Linked DNA regions of Homo sapiens: region 1 is linked to region 2. Evidence: read pairs that join two places in POLR2A ChIA-PET (ENCODE). Cell type or tissue: MCF 10A. All regions are shown on one strand. Links, peaks and the distances in the headings refer to the core of each region. The heading gives the core; the rest is flanking DNA.

Evidence for each region. Peaks named below come from ENCODE experiments on the same cell type or tissue, not always from the same donor. Only the 100,000 strongest peaks of a DNase experiment are listed, where the experiment ranks them.
Region 1: POLR2A ChIA-PET joins it to region 2 with 7 read pairs; 2 of 35 experiments call an interaction of 5 or more read pairs at or near these places.

What each region holds. Positions count from the first base shown.
Region 1 is chr2:151,028,410-151,045,549 of GRCh38, reverse strand. It overlaps LOC105373686 (a long non-coding RNA gene), which reads left to right. Exons shown (of 4, transcript XR_002959484.1): 4 at 1,677-1,714. Among named protein-coding and RNA genes, the nearest start is that of RBM43, 220 kb to the left of the region's middle. In MCF 10A, for the core only: no CTCF peak of the experiment used is centred there; a DNase peak (open chromatin) is centred at 1,909.
Region 2 is chr2:151,437,756-151,440,255 of GRCh38, reverse strand. It overlaps RIF1 (replication timing regulatory factor 1), which reads right to left. Exons shown (of 36, transcript NM_018151.5): 14 at 1,510-1,572; 15 at 129-229. Among named protein-coding and RNA genes, the nearest start is that of RIF1, 29 kb to the right of the region's middle. In MCF 10A, for the core only: no CTCF peak of the experiment used is centred there; no DNase peak of the experiment used is centred there.

The sequences.
Region 1 (17,140 bases), core at 939-3,438, 400 kb after region 2:
ATTAGAGAATAAGTTAATTACTGCCAGGGAAGTGAGTTTGAATTTAACTCAATTCAGAGTTAGGAAATTAAAATGCCAATTTACCATCAGTTTGCTCTTGTGCCTTGAGCAAAATTGTTTGTATCTCTAGTCTTTATTTCTCTTACTTCTAAGATAAAGCGGTTAGGCCATACAATTATAAAATATTTTTGTACTTCTAAAATTCAATGTTAAAAACTTTATGTTAAAAAAGCCAATGAGTCAGGTGCAGTGGCTCACGCCGGTAATCCCAACACTTTGGGAGGCTGAGGCAGGTGGATCGCCTGAGGTCAGGAGTTCGAGACCAGCCTGGCCAACATAGTGAAACCTTGTCTCGATAAAAATACAAAAAATTAGCTGGTCGTGGTTGCGGGCGCCTGTAATCCCAGCTACAAGGGAGGCTGAGGCAGAAGAATTGCTTGAACCTGGGAGGTGGAGGTTGCAGTGACCTGAGATCGTGCCATTGTACTCCAGCCTGGGCAACAAGAGCAAAACTGCATCTCAAAAAAATAAAAACAAACAAACAAACAAACAACCAACCAAACAAAAACCAATGAACAAAAGAAGATACAAGAATTGCTAATAAGCACATGAAAAGATGTTCAAAATCTTTAGCCATTAGGGAAATGCAAATTAAATTTCAGTGGGATATCATTTCACATCCACTAGAATGGCTATAATAAAAAAGACAATAACAAGTGTTGGTGAGGATATGGAGAAACTGAAATTTTCATGTATTGCTGGTGTGAATTTAAAATGGGGGAACTGCTTTGGAAAACAGTTTGTCAGTTTTTCAAAAATTTAAATTTACTATGTGACCCAGCAATTCCATTGCTAGGAATCTACCCAAGAGAGATGAAAGCATGTATCTACACAAAGATTTGTATGCAAATGTTCATGGCAGCATTATTCACCATTGACAAAAGTGGGAAATAATCTAAATACCCACCAACTTGCTAATGGATTAAAAAATGATATATAACTATAATTGAATACTATTTAGCAACAACAAAAAGTATAGGTAACTGATGCCTGTTACAACATGGATAAATTTTAAGTGAAAAAAGCCATATGCAAAAGAGCACATATTGTATGATTCAATGAACATTCCATAGATGATATGTCCAGAAAGGCAAACCTACAGAGACAGAAAGCAGATTAGTGTTTGCCTGCCACTGGGAGTAGAAACAGCAGGGTGGTGACTGCAAATGAACATGAGGGAGCTTTTCAGAGGAATCTAATGTTCTCAAACTGGATTTTGGTAATGGTTGCAGAACTCTGTAAATTTATTAAAAGTAATTGAATTGTACACTTAAAATGGATGCATTTTATAGCATGTAGATACTATAAATGTTATATAAGTATATCTATTTAATTTAGAGTATATATATACATATATGTGTACATATACTCTCTATATGTACATATATAGATACATACATATATATACACATATATGTATATATATACTCTAGTCTCATATGGATCTAGTAAATTTCTACATCAGTCAAAGAGAGAAAAACATCATCTACATATATATCCTTTACTCCTGTTTTAGTCTATTTCGTGATGCTATAACAGAATACAAGAGGCTGGGTAATTTATGAAGAAAAGGGTTTGTTTTTGTTTTTGTTTTTGTTTTTGTTTTTGTTTTTAAGCTCACAATTCTGATGACTGGAAAGTCCAAGATCATGGCACTGGCATTTGCTCAGCATCTGGTGAGGGCCACGTACTGTGTCAAGACATGGTAGAGACATGGAAAGGTGAGTGGGTGTATAAATAAAGCAAACACGAGGAGGAACAACCTGCTCTTGTGGTAACCAATCTAGTTCCGTGAGAGTGAAAACTCATTCCTGTGAGATGACATTAATTTATTCATGAGAAATCTGCCCCTATGACTCACCTCCCACTAGGCCCTACCTCCCAATGCTGCTACATTTAGGAATCAAATTTCAACGTGAGTTTCGGCAGGGGCATACTACATCCAAACCACAGCAACCCTTTATATTCCTTCTCTATCTATACTAATAGTTTAAGCCCTATCTGAGGGGTAAACTGTAGAACACATGACTTAAAATGAAGGTAGTTTCATAGCTCTGACAAAATGATAACACCACAAGTAACATAATAATAAAATACTTATGATTTTTATTATTTTACTTTAGTTCCAATCCTTACATTATCTGATTTAAACCAAAGGAGCAACAAGAAATCAAAGCTTGGATTAAGAAAAGCATTGATCTGAAGGGACCAAGAACCAACTCATTTGCATTCATGGAGTGTTCTTTTAGAGTACTTGCTTTTACAGATAGACTGGTCCATCTGCAGTGAACAAGCAGGCCTGTTTACGTAGCAGTTGGCTTTCTTATAGTTCTAGAGAAATATCAGTGGTTGAGATAATTATACAGTGAGACTACAGTTATTGTGGGGAAATTGCCTTGTCAAAGATGGGTGTGCAATAATGCAGTCTCTGCAAAAAGCCATGCCACAGCCTTTTCATCACTTTATTATTAACTCCATAGTTACCAATTTATCATGGTAACTAGCGTACATTTTTAAAAAATATGAAAAGGTAAAAAAAACTCAACAACTATGTAACCTCAATGTTACAAATTTTTATACCTATTAGAGGCAAATTATTCTAAATTTTTAGTATGTCTATATCATTTTAGTTCTTTCCCCTTCCTTTTCATTTTTCTTACATAACCATGGTTACCACTCATTTGCTCATGCCATGAGATATTGTTGGAGGTGGGTGGGTAAGGTAATCTGAATTATAGAGGCAGGGAAGGTAAATTTCCTTTCTTTTTCTTTCTTGGATCTTATATATGTGTCACTTGAGTTCAATTTTTCAGCATGTATCTTTTTGAGTACTAGTTATGTACCCGAATGGTGATGATTAAGAAAGACTTGGTTTCTGGCCAGGCACAGCGTCTCATACCTGTAATCTCAGCTCTTTGGGAGGCCGGGGTTGGTGGGTCACTTGAGGCCAGGAGTTTGAGACCAGCCTGGCCAACATGGTGAAACCCTATCTCTACTAAACATACAAAAATTAGTCCAGCGTGGTGGTTTATGCCTGTAATCCCAGCTACTTGGGAGGCTGAGGCATGAGAGTCACTTGAACTGGGGAGGTGGAGGTTGAAGTGAGCCGAGATTGTGCCACTGCACTCCAGCCTGGGCAGTAGAAACTCTATCTCAAAAAAAAAAAAAAACCAAAAAAGCAAAAATTTGTCCAGTGTGGTGGTTTATGCCTGTAATCCCAGCTACTTGGGAGGCTGAGGCATGAGAGTCACTTGAACCTGGGAGACGGAGTCTGGTGGGGGAAGGGGAGAAACAGAAACATAAATGATCAGCACAAATGGTGTGAAAAATACTAGATAAATGCAAACTTGGGTACTATGGGAACTAAGGGGAGAGGATACCTACAGAATAAATCATGCAACCGACCTTGTCCATGGCTTCTCTGTGAATGACTTCTAGGCCTTGATGGTTCAATTGTCTTGTGAAATTTGTGCAACGAGACAGTCTTATATCTGTGCCAAGAAGTACTATAAATTCCCATTGCTTGAAAAAATATATTCCCCATGATTGGCTGACAATTTGCAATTACGTAACTAGGCATAAATAAATATAATGTATTCATATGAAGATATAAGTAATTGTGGGAGACATAATGTTTTTAGCTGTATAAATTCTTTAGCCTTAACTGTACACATGCTTTTTGGAAAGTAGGTTCAGGTGGAGGAGAGGAAAGAAAATCTGAGGCCCTCAAATACCTTGTTAAGTGGATAAGTGGAAGCTTGTACAACAAAATAGGAATAAAGATAACTGAGAAAGGGAAATGTGCAGGAGATCACCCTAAATTATTTCACAATTTTGCTTAAGAATCTCCCTCACACTACATATAAGCTCTGGCAAGCAAAGACTATTGCTGCTTTAAGTTAATGATGACATGGCCACAGAGAGGAACTTATGGCTTCAGTCAAAGCAAACCACATGGGTAATTCACTGGCCTCTTGCACTGTTAAGAACTGTGACATCCCTTCACTGTGACGTGACATTTGTCGTCTGACCTCATTCTCTTAAAATGGTTGCTTTCCCATTGGCTTTCTGGCTTCACTCCCTCTCAGTTTGGTATCAATATACATGGACAGCTTTCTGACTCAATCAGGGCTTGTTTCTAGTGTTTTCTTTCAGAAATCTCTTTGGTTGATAACCTAATTCTGGGAATAGTAGCAGTGATTCTAGGACCCCAAGAGACAAAGCACACTCGAGATTCTAGCTCCTAGGAATCATAATAGTCAATCATTAGATTAAGATCCTATTTTCATAATTCCTTTGACAGAGTCAGTGTTTCTTAAAGGGTGATTCCTGGGCCACCTGTATCAGAAATTACCTGGTGGGGCTGATTACAACTGTAGATTCCTGATTCTCTTCCAGAGCAGAATATCTAAGTGTGGGCCCTGGGGATTGTTACGCTTGCTCAAGTTTGAGAATCTCTGGGATAGCTAAAACAGCAAAGTTCCATAGGACTATAGTGTGTGAAAAATGATTGACAAACAACAGGACCCCCTAAAGGCTCAAGAGGGTCAACAAAAAAGAGAACTTCAAGGGCCTACTGAAGCACAGAAAGAAGAGTGCAGTCTGATAGGCATCCATTGGGCTAGAAGAGACTTTTCAGAAGACAGGGAGACCAGGGTAAATACCATATATTGAAGCTGCTGTCCCAGCAATGGACGGTTTATACAGATGCCCTAGGCAGAAGTGGCTGCTGATTCCACATCAGAACTGATTTTTTGTTTCATTCTTTTGGTGTTTACTGTACACTACTGTGTACTTATCAAAGATTGTTATCGAGGGGCAGAGAAATTTGCCAGGGCTTTGCCCTCAAGAAACTTGTGATCTAGTTGGGGAGCCACTTAGAAAGGAGTCTAAAATGGGCAAATTGATGCTAAGATAACATTCAATTAAGTGGAGTAAACTCAATGAAGTTTCTCAATGAAGTGAGAAACTGCATATGTTAGTGTGTTTACAAATAGTGGTTATGGCTCTGATCATCACTGTAGGCTCTTAGAGGAAAGGTCCAACTTGCCCTTCCTGTCAGGATCACTTGTCAGAATCATTATCTTTTAGGTAGTTCTACTGTGTTTTCTTCTGCAGACCTGTGGGCGTGTATGTTGCCAGGATCACTGGCAATGGTAGGGCAGTCTCATGAAGCTTCCTTTGTCGAACGCTTTCTTTGCATTGTTGAAGGGCAAGACAAGTCTTGTGCAACCTGCCAAAATGAATCACAATTCCCCTTGGACTCCACTCAAATTAAATTCCTATTTAGTTAATTAATTTGTTGCTGTCCTTGTTCTACCTCTTGCCACTGACTTTGTCCATATGGTGCTGGGTTACAGCATCTAAGAATCAGAGATAGGAATGCCAGACACTTAGTGAGAGCTCAGTAAATACTTGTGATTACCTCTATTATTGTTCTCATCTTCCTTTTCCCCGATATGCAAAGTTATGTAAGAATACAAAGACATATTTCTTCTCATGGAATCTTAGGGTTGGAGAAATTTCAAAAGTCACCTAATTTAATGTAGTTGATTCATATTGGAATCCTCTCCACTGTATTTCTGGATAATTGGATAAATATCCAATTAGGTATCCAATGAATCCTTCAGTCCTTTCTACCATATCCCTGTCTTCTGGGTCAACTCAGAACACTATTAGAGAACATGAAGAAACCATGCAACTTTGTGTCCTAGGGCTTGGTGTGAGTCCAAGTTCCCACAGAATTCTTCATACTGAGGGCCCAGGAGCTTGGTTTATTCTCAAATATGAAGCTACCCATGGCAGTCTTGTTATACCATGGCTCAATTTCCTCCCCGCCAAAAGCTGGAGTCTAGCAATAGAGCTGGACCATCCCGTTTTTGTTGCAAATCTCATTTCCCTGTAAATTTCCCTTCTTCAGCAGTACTTTGAGCAGGTCTTCAGTGCACTCCTCAAACACACTTCTGCTTCGTGCTTTTGGATACCTCATCTAGAGTGTGTGCGGGTGTGGGGATGGGGATTTGTAGAAGTGGAAACTGAAATCCACAAGCCCAGATGCATTGGCCTGGAGTCAGAACATCTAGATTCACATCTCAGCTCAGACTTGCTGGTGGCCTGAGCTGCTCACTTAAGATGCTTGAGCCTCAATCTTCTCATCTGTAAAGTGGGAACAATAGTAATAATTATGCAGTTTCAGGGAGGACTAAAAGAGATGGTGTGTGTTGAGTGCTTAGCCCTGCACCTGCCTCTCATAAGGAGCTCTTTTTAGTCCCTCATGAACTAAGACTTCCCCCGGGCTTGGCTGGAGTTGTGAAGTAGGGAGACCACAATGAGAATCATGGGCAGTTGTTTCAGCAAGTGTGCAGGGAATGGATATGAACTAGAAGTTTGCCCCTGAAGTCTCGTCATCTCAAGCCTTATCTTGTGCAAGGAGGTGAGGAGAAGGGCTAGAAGAAACTCTGGACCTGGACAAGATTGTGGAGAGGATCTTGTTCCTTTTCTTCATCTCACACACACCTGTTGCCCCTCCACCGCCTAGGACAGCCTCCTCCTCCTCCTCATTCTGCTATTTTTCTTGAGCCTATTTACTGCCTTAAATGTATAGTCTCTTTGGATTCGACAGATAAAAACAATAACAAAACAATGTCACTTTCTGTTCCTTATCATACGGCCCTAGATCCTTTGACAGCATAGAATGGTGGGCTTTGGGGTGGGGAGAGAGCCCACAGGCTGCATTCACTGTCTCTGCCCGAGTGCAAAGCTGCCAGTATCCATCTTGTCACACTACGTTTTTTTCTGACTCCCCAGCCTGCAGGGGCCAGGGTGAGTATTTGCATTAATGTCAGACATGGCCAGGTTCAATGTGAATTCTTGCGTGTCAAGCTGCTTATGACCTGCATCTTCACCCAAAAGGTTTCTCCAGTTTATTTTCCTTGTTCCACTGGAAAGATAATTCCAGAGGAATTATAAACCCGATCTTGAACATCCTGCAGACAAAGAATCCTTGTTTTCCTAAATAGGACAAAATTTGAAATATTGACATGAGTCAAGAGAGGAGGGGAGGACAGGTCAAGACACACTTTTTAATATGTTAGTGCTTTGCATTAGACAGGTGGGAGAAAGCAGTTATACTGTTTACATCAATTAGAAAAGATAATAGATGGAAAGTTTTGTGTCTAAGAAAAATTCCCTTTATGAGAAAATAAAGAAATGCATCCTTCCATTTATCTGACAGAATGATAGGACAGAATATGTCTGGTGAAACACATACTCACCGTTTCTGTCTGCACTCAAACACAAAACACTTCTTTGAACAAAGTGCCGGCTTTTCCCGCACATCAGTTCTCCACTGGACACCAACTGGGTGTGCTATAATTTAGTTCAATTCTGACACTGTCTACCTGGAGATAGTGTCAGATCTCACAGGTTAAAGGCTCAGTCCCACAAGAGTGCCCCACTTCAGATGCCAGTTGCAAGTCTGGGCCCCCAATACTTCTGACTGACTGACTATAAATCAGGGGTTCCCATGACCACCTCCTCCTAGTTTGCTTAAATTGTTACCCGAAAGGGGTCCTGATCCAGACCCCAAGAGAGAGTTCTTGGATCTTGTGCAGGAAAGAATTTGTGGCAAATCCATAAAGTGAAGCAAGTTTATTAGAGAAGTAAAGAAACCAAAGAATGGCTACTCCACAGGCAGATGGTTGGCTATTTTATGGTTATTTCTTGATTATATGCTAAACAAGGGGTGGATTATTCATGAGTCTTCTAGGAAAGGGGTGGGCAGTTCCTGGAACTGAGGGTTCCACCCCCTTTTAGACCGTATGGGATAACTTCCTGACATTGTCATGGCATCTGTAAACTGTCACGGCAATGGTGGGAGTGTCTTTTAGTAGCTAATGCATTATAATGAGGGTATAACGAGCAGTATAATGAGGAGAAGCAGAGCTCACTCTCATCACCATCTTGGTTGGCAGGATTTGGCTGCCTTCATTACTGTATGCTGTTTTATCAGCAAGGTCCTTGTGACCTGTATCTTGTGCCGACCTCCTGTCTCATCCTGGGACTAAGAATGCCTTCTCTCCTGGGAATGCAGCCCAGTAGGTCTCAGCCTTATTTTACCTAGGCCCTATTCAAGATGAAGTCTCTCTGGTTAAACACCTCTGACAGAATGGCCCCCCAAACTCAGGGAAACACTTTACTTACATTTACCAGTTTATTGTAAAGGGTACAACTCAGATGGAAAAGATTCATGGGGCAAGGTATGGACGGGGAAAGGGTAGGAAGCTTCTGTGCCCACTCTGGGCATGCCACCCTCCTTGCTCCTCCATGTGTTCAGCAACCTGGAAACTCATCAAGTCTCATGGTTCAAGAGTTTTTATAGAGTTTAATCTCCAGACTCCCCCTCCCTCTTCTTGGAGGTTGGTGGGTAGGGCTGAAAGTTTCAACCTTCTAATCCTCTATGCACTGTGTCTTTCAGGTGCCTGGCCTCATCCTGAGGCTATCTGGGGACCCCATCCTAAGTCACCTCATTAGCCCAAACTCAGATGATGGAAAGTGGCTCATTATCAATAACAAAAGATATTTCAATCACTCAGGAAATTCCAAGGGTTTTAGGTGCTCTGGGACAAGAATGGGAACAAAGCCCAAATATGTATCTCATTATCCACAATGTGCTGTGCCTGACACAGCCTCAGCCAAGGGAAATGAATGAACTTGGGAACCAGACAGATGGTTTTAAATCTTGACTCTGACACTTTGTGACCTTGACTAAATTACTTCATGTCTCTGACCCTCAGGAACACCACCTGTAAAATGGGGTGTGTATATGCCACCATATAGGGCCTTAATCATATAGACTAAGTAGCCATGGGGCAGTGGCCCACACCTGTAGTCCCAGCTACTCAGGAGGCTGAGGCAGGAGCATCACTGTAGCCCAGTATTTAAGGTGGCAGTGAGCTACAATCCTTCCACTGCACTCTCTAGCCTGGGCCACAAAGTGAGATCCCATCTCTTTTAAGAGGCCCTTGGCCCTCTGGAATTTCACTGATAATCACTGGCGTGAGGCATACACATTCATTTAACATGTACACACGAAAGCCTTCAGAACAAACACCCAACACCTCAATAAAGTTCAGAAGCTTATATACCATCTTGAGGTTAGAGACAGAAAGCAGGCCCAGAGCATGGCCAAAAACAGGAGATGGCGGTAAATCAAATTTCAGTAGCAAGACAAGTTACAGGAGGGAGAGAAGAGGATGCCTGGCTAGCAAAGGTGGTCTTGTTGTGTAGATGAAGACTCACTGGTAGCAGCCGTCAGAGACAACAGATGGTAAATGTTTATTTTCAGACCTTTCACTGTGTCCCACTCTCAGTTAATCTCTCCTAGATCCAGAAAAGTCCTAGAAAGTGAGGGCTTGGCTGGCATTAATGGAGATTCTCCACAGATGCAAATTATCCTTACCTGAGTGTGCTGGCTCTGCAGCAGCCATTTCAAAATATGTCAAAGAAATATATTTGGGGGTAAAATATTTTGATCTCCTTCACTTCCAAAGTCTTCTTGATGTCTAAATCAGTCTTACACACTGGCAGAAAAAGCAGCCACCTTCATCAAGCTATTTGAAAGGAACTAAGAAGTCTGCCTACTCAAAATTATATCTGCCTTTTTTCTTTTTTTTTAACTTAAAAGTGTATTTTTTTATTGTTAAACATTAAAAAAATTTTTTTTTTGAGACAAAGTCTCACTTTGTCACCCAGGTTGGAGCGCAGTAGCACAATCCCAGCTCACTGTAGCCTTGACTTCCCAGGCTCAGGTGATCCTCCCACCTCAGCCTCCTGAATAGCTAGGACTACAGGTGCCCACCATCACACCCAGACAATTTTTGTATTTTTTATAGAGACTGGGTTTTGCCATGTTGCCCAGGCTGGTCTTGAACTCCTGAGCTCAAGCAAACTGCCTGCCTTGGCCTTCCAAAGTGGTAAGATTACAGCATGAGCCACCATGCCCAGCTGTACTTAAATTAAAAAAAAAAATAGATGTAGGGAATACAAGTGCTGTTTTGTTACATGGATATATTTTGTAGTGATGAAATCTGGGCTTTTAGTGTACCCATGACCTGAATATTGTAGATTGTACCCATTAACTAATTTCTCATCCTTCACCCCTTCCAACCCTTCTGAGTCTTTAATGTCTATTATTCCACACTCTATGTCCATGTGTATACATTATTTAACTCCCACTTATAAGTGAGAACATGTATTTGACTTTCTGTTTTTGAGTTATTTAACTTAGGATAATGGCCTCCAGTTCCATCCATGTTGCTGCAAAAGACAGGATTTTATTCTTTTTTATGGCTGAGTAGTATTCTATGGTGCATATGTACCACATTTTCTTTATCCAATCATCCATCGATGGATATTTAGGTTGATTCCAAATCTTTGCTATTGTGAATAGGGCTGCGATTGTGATGCAAGTGTATCTGGTTTCAAAGCAGGAAAGGAATACAAACTTTTGGCAACTTAGCATGGGTTAATCTGTTTGAAGGGGCAGGAAAGAAATGGGGCACAGGAAAGATGTGCTTAATTGGGGAGAGGAGGTAAGAAAAGAAGCAGAGGATGGAGAGCTACCTGGGAGGAGAGGTCTGGGAGAAGCCACAGGGGAGCCTCACAGACACCATGGCAAATAATGAGGAAGGGGAATCCAGGTGAGCACGCAGAGGACATGGACCCCACAGACACTGACGTGGGGCCTGCCGTGTACAGACATTTATATTTTATCTTATGTGCTTATATTCCTATGTTTATGTTTTCGCTGCTGAAAATGTAAATAGAGGTAAAGAGGCTGAAGCTTTTATTTTTTCTTTCTTTCCCTTTTTTTTAAAACACCAAAGGTTACCTTTTGGTGAATGATCACTTAGTATGCACTTAATGGCACCACAGTGTCCAATTCAGCCCATTAGAATGAATAGTATTTCCCCAGGAGAACTTCATTCACTCTAGCTTGATGGCATTAGGAAATAATTTCAGCTTCTAGGCAGTATATATTCCCCTCCCCCATCTCCTTTATTGCCATAAATACCAATGCAAGAATTTAAACAACGAATCCAGGGCTATTTTATTTTGCTCATCATTACTATTCATATACACAAATACACACCTCATACCAAATTATACCAAAAATAAAAGATGACAGTGAACAGCTACATATTAACGTATTTGCACAGAGTGCTGGCATAGTCTAAAAACTTGGGTTTATGTTGTTAATAAAGCATGATTGGTCTAAGAAATATCAGTAACGTTCTAGACAGCTTCTTGTTAATGTCTGAAAGTATTTCTGCATCTTATTTTCATTAGGAAAAGAGAGATGTAACAATTTAGGATTTAATGGTCAAATGATGCTGTTACTACCCAGATACTGTCATTTCTGCACCATGACTATGCTGATGGATCTTTCCAATTTTGTCACTTCCTTCTGTATCATTATTCCTTCAGCTGGTTAGTTTCTGGCTTTCACATCAGCCCCAAAGAAAAACACTTAAGAATGCTCACATTTCTGTCACTAATCTTTGGCTTATTAGATCTTTTCTTATAATTGCATTTCAGGGGCTCTACCGAGTTGCTGGAATAGTTGGTGTGTGTCAGATATTATCGTAAGACTTGGGGAAGGTAATCCTGGGCTTTACAAGGTAAGACAAATGTGGTATGGGAGAAAAATAGATTGTTGATGGTGAGGCTTACTAAGAAACATTTGTTTTCCTTCCAGCTTTGGTTGTTAAATTAAATTATGACTTTGAGGAACAGGAGCCCTAAATTCTTTCTTCCTGACTTACAAGCATATTCAGCTAGGATTTTATGCTGGGTCCTTTCCCTCACTCTGTCAGTGGCTGGCACCCCGATGAAGACTGCTGTCAGCTTAAGATAAATCATATTTCAAACATATTTTTTTTTTCAGATTGGGCAGCCAAAATTAGTGCAAGGAATGTCAGTCTGTTGCCAGATCTGTCAATATAAAGTTTAGATCACAGTTAACTGGTGCCAGTTTAGTTAACTACCTGACAAAAAAGGCTCATAATATGCCATGAAGAATCATTTCATTCTTAAAATGATAGATGCTCAAAGCCAGCAGGGATGCTGAAACTGACACTGGCCCTTTCAAAAAGGACTTGATAACATTATGGAATAATGGAAAGAAGGGAAGCTTGACCTGGAAATAGATGAAGGTTGAAAAATCCTACCCTTATTTTATACAACTTATCTGCTAGTATATATATAAAAAAACACACACACACTTGACTTGAAGCCATACACAGATTGTCATGTGGTAAAATAGTCTCTTGGTTAATTCAATCTGCTTCTAAGAATTTTGTTGATATTCCAAATTCCAGAAGGACAGAGTTCAGACTCCAGATGGTTTAGAAATAGATATGTTTCGTTGTATTTGTTAGAGTAGGCTCATCTGTGCTAACAAATAGAAGCAAAAAAATGTAATGGCTTATACCCAGTTTCTTTCCAAGTCTTTCATGAATCCCAGGCAGATGTTTCTGGTCAGCTGGTGGCTTTCCTCCATGTGGCAATTCAGGGACTCATGCTCTTTTCATCTGGCAGCTCTAGCATCCTACCACCAGTCTAGACCAGTGCTTCTCAAATTTCAATGCATATATGAATCACCTGGGGGAGCTTGTTAAAAGGCAGATTCTGTTTCAGGAGGTCTGGAATGGGACCCAAGATTTTGCGTCTTTAATAAGCACTGAGTGATGCCAATGGGGCTGGTTCATAGACTAGACTTTGAGAAGCAAGAATCCACATGACCTCATCATCAACTGCCTCTAGCTGGTGGAAGAGAGAAGAGCATGAAGCACATGGGGGCTTTCTGTTGGGCTGGCTTGGAAGTGGCAATTTGCTATCCTTCTCTGTGAATGATGATACCTGGCATCTATAAATAATTCTTCTTTTGAGAAGTCTGAAACTGATTTTGAGCACAGTCTCATTTATCTTGTGAGTTAGAAATAAGTTTGGGTCACCATTTCCACCCCTAAAACACTTAGGTATTCAGAACATATGTGGTCCCTGAGTGGCAGGTAGAGTACCTGCAATGCAGCATTGTGTTGCCAACACCAGCTTTTTCCTGGAGCCCTCTGTGGTTTCACCTCACTGCAGCTCCCACAACTTGTCTCCCGGCTCCTCTGTTGTTATTGTGGGATTCGCCTTATCCCTTAATGGAATAGAGTTTTCTTACAGCCCTATGCTGTGTTTGTATTCATATGGTGCATTTGTCCTCAGAGGATTCAAGATCCATTTAGTCCATGTAATTCATTTTAAATAGCTTAGTAAAAATTTAGTTGAACTCAAGCTCCAAGCACAATTTCAAGCAAATGCCTATGTTATTGGAGGGGATCTTTAAACAGGTACTGAGGGGCATATCTGGGGTCAGTGGGTGAGAGACACTTGTTCGAGTGCAGCTTGTGGTCATCACAACATAATTTATAATTATCTTATGATATCTAAGCTGTGGGTGGGGAAAATGGAGAGTTACTCTTACTCCTACTATTTTATGCCAGACTGGGGGTGGGGGAGAAACCCCAAAGCTTTCATTAGGTTTTTATAGGTTTTGCAATCATATTTTCCCAACTTAGAAGTGGTCTGCAAGCTAAATGAAATTACAGCAATTGGTAGCTTTTCAAGCCTAATATATGTGTTTGGTTTTTAAAGCCTGCCCTGATAAAATAATTTTTTGTTGTTGTTGTTATGACTGTTGTTTTCACTTATACACCTGGATGAAATTATTTAGTCAGCCCCCAAGATATTGAAAAAACAAAGAAAGTTTAGTGTCCCATTAATAAACTGGTCATTCCTTCTCTCTGCTCCCAAGGGTCTTGTCCTGTGTTGTGGTGCTTTCATACAAATTTGATCTTAGAATGTATGTTATAAAGTTAGGGCAAAATTTTCATTGAGAGCTTATGGGAAGTACAAAGCCTTTTACCTCAAGGTACCCAATTTAAATTTGCCCAATGTTTAAAGCTCCTGCAACCCCGCATGTCAGTTTCTGTCTTTAGTTGTGGCTTTCCTGGCATATAAATGTGAACAAATGAGAGTTAGTCTCATCTTAGCTCTTGAATCATCTGCTGAACTTGCTTCTTCCAGGCTAGTTCTACCTTGTTGGTCTCAGTTCCACAGCTGTCCACCATTTACTTTGCGTCTGGTCATTGCCTTGGATTCTTGGACCAGAGGCGTCTCAAAAGGGAAGTCGGTCGTAATTCCCAAAGATACAATCCTGGATGCATAATCCCAAAAGATCAAAATTCCTAAAATCTGAAATCCTGAAGATCACAATCCTGAAATATCAAACCCCCAGAAATATAATTCTAGAAAAAAATAATTCTAAATGTCTTTAAAATATACTAATTTACATTTTTAGAAGATTTATTTCTTCTGCCATTTCCCTAAAACAGCGCCCCCTGTCAGCAGGAAGCAGTTAAGATTGGTCTTCCTTCTTAGTTTTATTCTAACGGCAGTTAGATGGACTTCTTTAGAGGGGTGAATGAGACAGCCAGGTGGGAAGGGGTCCCCGGAACAACTCCAACCTTCCTGCTCACTGGAAGGAATGTGCACTGGGTGGTGTACCACTGGGTGCTGTAGCCTTGGGAAGTTCCCGCTGTTTCCAGCAGGGAGGAGCCTGACCCCTCCTCTTCCTGTGTCGAACCTGGGATTCAAGCTGCAAGCGGGAAGCACTCTAGCAAGGGACTCTGGCCTTGCAGAGGATCCCTGTTTTCCCCCTTTTCCCCCGTTTCACCCAATGAAACCCTGCTTTACTCATGCTTCAGACCGTCTGTGAGCCTAAATTTTCATGGCCATGGGATGGACAAGGACCCCATCTTTAGCCGAACTAAGGAAACGTCCTGCAAGAATAGCATACATATTTTTGCAAGAATAAGCACTCAGATAAGGACATGGTTATAACAGTTATGAGCAGACGAACTGGATTTATAAAGAAATAGGTCAAAAAGTGAAATGTATGAATGTCTATCACTATGGTTGGTTATTGTGTGCATCCATCTTTATAACTCGGTCACCTGAAATAACGTGACTGACAACCTGTCTTTTGATGAGATTGAGGAAAAACCTTGATGGGTCACCACTGCAAATGCAGGTACCTAAGAACCGAGATCTTACAAAATGTTATCTTTCTTAAATGTAGATGTACAAAGAAGACACCTCTTTATTTATTGAGGAAGTTCCAATGTTTTTATGTGCACTCACAATGTTTACACCCAGTCAACGTTGTGATAATGCACTTTTGTAGAATCAAACCTGCACAAAGTGCATAAGACAAATTAGACCTCTCTAAAAGTGTACACAATTTTTATGTACAATATTTGGAATGATGCAAAGATGAAATATATAGCATAGAAAATTAGGAGTGGAGGTAGTTCATAAGAGCTGGCTGAATTTCATAATCATTAACTAGTTTTTGAAGTCTTGCATTGAGATGAATTGAGATGAATAGCTGCTTTTTTTTTTTTTCCTTTTAGGGCATGGCTCTCATTGAAGAATACATTCACTTTCATTTTCTATGTGTCACTGCTCTTTTTGAAACTCTTCTATGATTCTATATACACGAACATGAGAATTCCTTATTAAATTTTCTCATCTTTTGTGCCTGCTTCTGTGATGTTTTGAGTACTCGGAAATCCATTCCACATGTACTCATACATAGACCACAAATTTGGTGGAACCAATACTGGTGACTGAACCGCAATGCTGTTGCATAAGTGTCTTCTGTGCACATCATTATTCTTGAACTAGTCAGTAACTTCTTTGCTGGCTTCTTCAGGCAAATGTCCCTTTAATTCATTAAAAGCTCCTGGAATTTCATCAACTGGAAGGAATGCCAATGTAGACAAATAACGCATTTTTAAAATGGAAGTTTTCATCTTGTCTGTGTCACATGGCCAATCCACTCATCTGGATTTTCTGCCAAATGCATATAAAGTCAACCACAAGATAACAGTTCCACATAATATGATGCAACTATCATGCATACAACCAAAAGTGTACCAATGCCTTCCCTTGAATTTGGATTTCAACATTCAGGATTTTAATATTTCAGGATTGTGATTTTAAGAATCTTAGATTTTAGGGATTTAGGATTTAGGGATTTTGAACTTTGAGGATTTTGTCTTTTGGGATTATGATCCAAATTTCTCAGAAGGTCTTTTTTTCCTGTGTAAGCATCAACAGAAAGGTGATTGGTCCAGACCACACTTCCTTGTCCTGTCCTGCTCCTTGGTTTTTCATCCTACCAAATACACACTGTGTAGGCATTTGCTACTTTACTAAAATGTTGGGAGAACAGAAGGTAACTATGTTCTAGGAAGAAAAAAATGTCTAATTTCTGTCTCATGTGACAGTTTTTATCATTCAATGAAACACATGCAGGCATATAAATGCTTTCTAGCTGTTATCTCAAGAAAATGCCCCAGTTCCTTCCTATTTTGCTCCCTGACCTTGTGTCCACCCTCTTATAGGAAAGAACACTTCTTTCTTGAGAACTCTATGTACTGTTTCTTCACTTCTGTGAGGCTCAATATTGCTCTAGGATATCTTTTTCTACTTACTGGTAGCAGGACCCAAGCAATCCACTTTCCTACCTTTGAGACTTCAAGTCTTCTGTAACATGCAGTGGCAGGGATTGGAGTAGGCTTGGCAGGAGGGTCTAGGATGAGCCTTGGCAATCTTAGTACAGTAGAAACATCCAGAGTGGATTTAGAAACTTCCAATCTGATTCTCTTCATTTCTCCAAGAGAAATGGAGATTAAGAATTTTTCATCATCATTCAATTTGTAACTATTGAATAGAATACACATGTGTACCCATAAAGCTCACTCATTCCCCAAATACTAATTTTCAAAAACAGTAGTGTCTAGATCCATATTAAGCAGAAACATGTTTTATGGAACACAGTTCAATCTGCACAGACTCCTGAATGGTGCATGGTTGTAGATTCAGGCGTGATTTCTCCCTGACCTTAGCTTTTTCCATCCTCCAGGTCCAGGGTAAGCCCTTGAATTTCCTGCTTACAAAATAC
Region 2 (2,500 bases), core at 1-2,500:
GACTAAACTGCTGATGAATGCTTGATATAAAAAAGTCTTCCCAAACTAGATTTGTGCAAATATCTTCTATATAAAATTTAACTTCAGAAAATGGTTTTTAAAGTCCAACATACGGGTATTATACTTACCAGCGTTTTTGATACAGGAAATACTTCAGACTTTACTATGCTTTCCAAAGACTTTAATAAGAGAGTCAAAACTTCAGAACCTGGTTTCTCTTTTTTGTTACCTATCAAAAAGCAAAAAGAAGGGTATAGTTCTTTTTTTTTTTTTTTTTTTTTTTGAGACAGGGTCTTGCTCTGTCACCCAAGCTGGGGTACAGGGGCACAACCTTGGCTCACTGCAACCACCACTTCCTGGGTTCAAGCGATTCTCCTGCCTCAGCTTCCTGAGTAGCTGGGATTACAGGTGTGCACCACCATGCCTGGCTGATTTTCATATTTTTAGTAGAGACGGGTTTGCTAGGCTGGTATCAAACTCCTGACCTCAGGTGATCCACCCATCTCAGCTTCCCAAAGTGTTGGGATTACAGACGTCAGCCACCATGCCTGGCTGAGAATGGTGTATTTACTTTTTTTTTTTTTTTTTGATGGAGTTTCACTCTTATTGCCCAGGCTGGAGTGCAATGGCGCCATCTCAGCTCACTGCAACCTCCGCCTCCCAGGTTCAAGCAATTCTCCTGCCTCAGCCTCCTGAGTAGCTGGGGATTGATTACAGGCATGCACCACCATGTCTGGCTAATTTCGTATTTTTAGTAGAGGCAGGGTTTCTCCATGTTGGTCAGACGGGTCTCAAACTCCTGACCTCAGGTGATCCGCCCGCCTCGGCCTCCCAAAGTGCTGGAATTACAGGCATGAGCCACCGCGCCCGGCTAGAAGGGTGTATTTCTAAGCATGTAATTTTAGAGATGACTATACAGAGAGCTGTAAAAATTTATTTTTTCTAAATCAACAATACTAAGTACAGTTGACCCTTGAACGACACGGGTTTGGACGGCATGAGTCCACTCCTATTCAGACTTTCTTCCATCCCGGAAACAGCAAGTTCCACCCCTCCTCTTCCCTCCTTAGTGTACTCAACATAAAGACAAGAATATAACCCGTTTCCACTTAATGATTATGTTTTCTCTTATGATTTTCCTAACATTCTTTTCTCTAATTTACTAATATTGTTAATGAACACAGCATATAATGCACATAACGTATAAATATGTGCTCATCAGCTATTTATGTTATCAGCAAGGCTTCCAATCGATAGTAAGTTATCAGTAGTTAAGTTCTGGGGGAGTCTGAAGTTATATGTAGATTTTGGACCATGTGGTGGGTCAGCACACCTAACCCCAGTGTTCTTCAAACATTAACTACAAATTAAAAACTGGAAGCTACGGTAGTGCAAGAAATACTTTTAAAATAAATTTTATATAGTCAAACAATTCACCGGATGCTATAAAAATCATCTGATCACCACCTGTTTCAAAAAACAACATTTGATCAGTGTAATAGTGCTTACCTGATTCAGTAACTGACTTCACCAAGCTAATTAGCTCCTTCCAGATAGCACTGACAACCACATCTGTCAAACAAAATAAACTTGAGTATTTTAAATGAAGTACATATGACTACGTACTATGACTAACACTCTCCCTTTACTTCCTTACATTAAACAAATAAATTGAACAATACTTAATTTAATTTTCCTCATGATACTCAACCCTGTAGTAAGTTTATAAAACACTATCACTTCGTTTTTGTTTGTAGAAACTAAATATGGTTTATTTTTTTCAGACAGGGTCTTGCTCTGTCCAGGCTGGAGTACAGTGGCACAATCATAGCTCATTGTCACCTCAACAACCTGGGCTCAAGCAGTCTTCCCACATCAGCCTCCCAAGTAGCTAGGACTATAGGTACACACCACTACACCCATCTAATTATTTTTTTTTGTAAAGATAGCACTCTCACTACATTTCCTAGGCTGGTCACAAACATCTGCCTCAAGTGAACCTCCCACCTTAGCCTCTCCCAAACTGCCAGGATTACAGGCATGCGCTACCATGTCCAGCCATAAATGTGTTCCTTAAAACAACTATAACATGTTAACAATGAATTGTGTAACTAAGGGTAATTGTTTTATCTTTTTTTAAATTATCTTTCTTTTCTGAATTGAATGCCCACTACTTTTGGGGCAGAGATTGTTCACGGAGATTCAGAAGGATATCTAACAACCAATAGAAAAAATTTATGTGATTCATTGTGATTCTTTTTCCAACCAGTTAAAGAGCAAACAATTTTTGAAATTTCCTTTCCTCATTATTTGATAGGCCATGTAACACAGGAGTTTAGGCACAGATGCTAGAGCCATAGAGCTTGACACGGTACTACCACTCGTAAGTGACTCTGCATAACTTATGTACTTCCTGTATAACCCATTTTCTCATTTGTAAAATGAACTAACATGGTATGTTACTGCGAAAATTAAATGAATAAATGTAAAGTTCTCAATG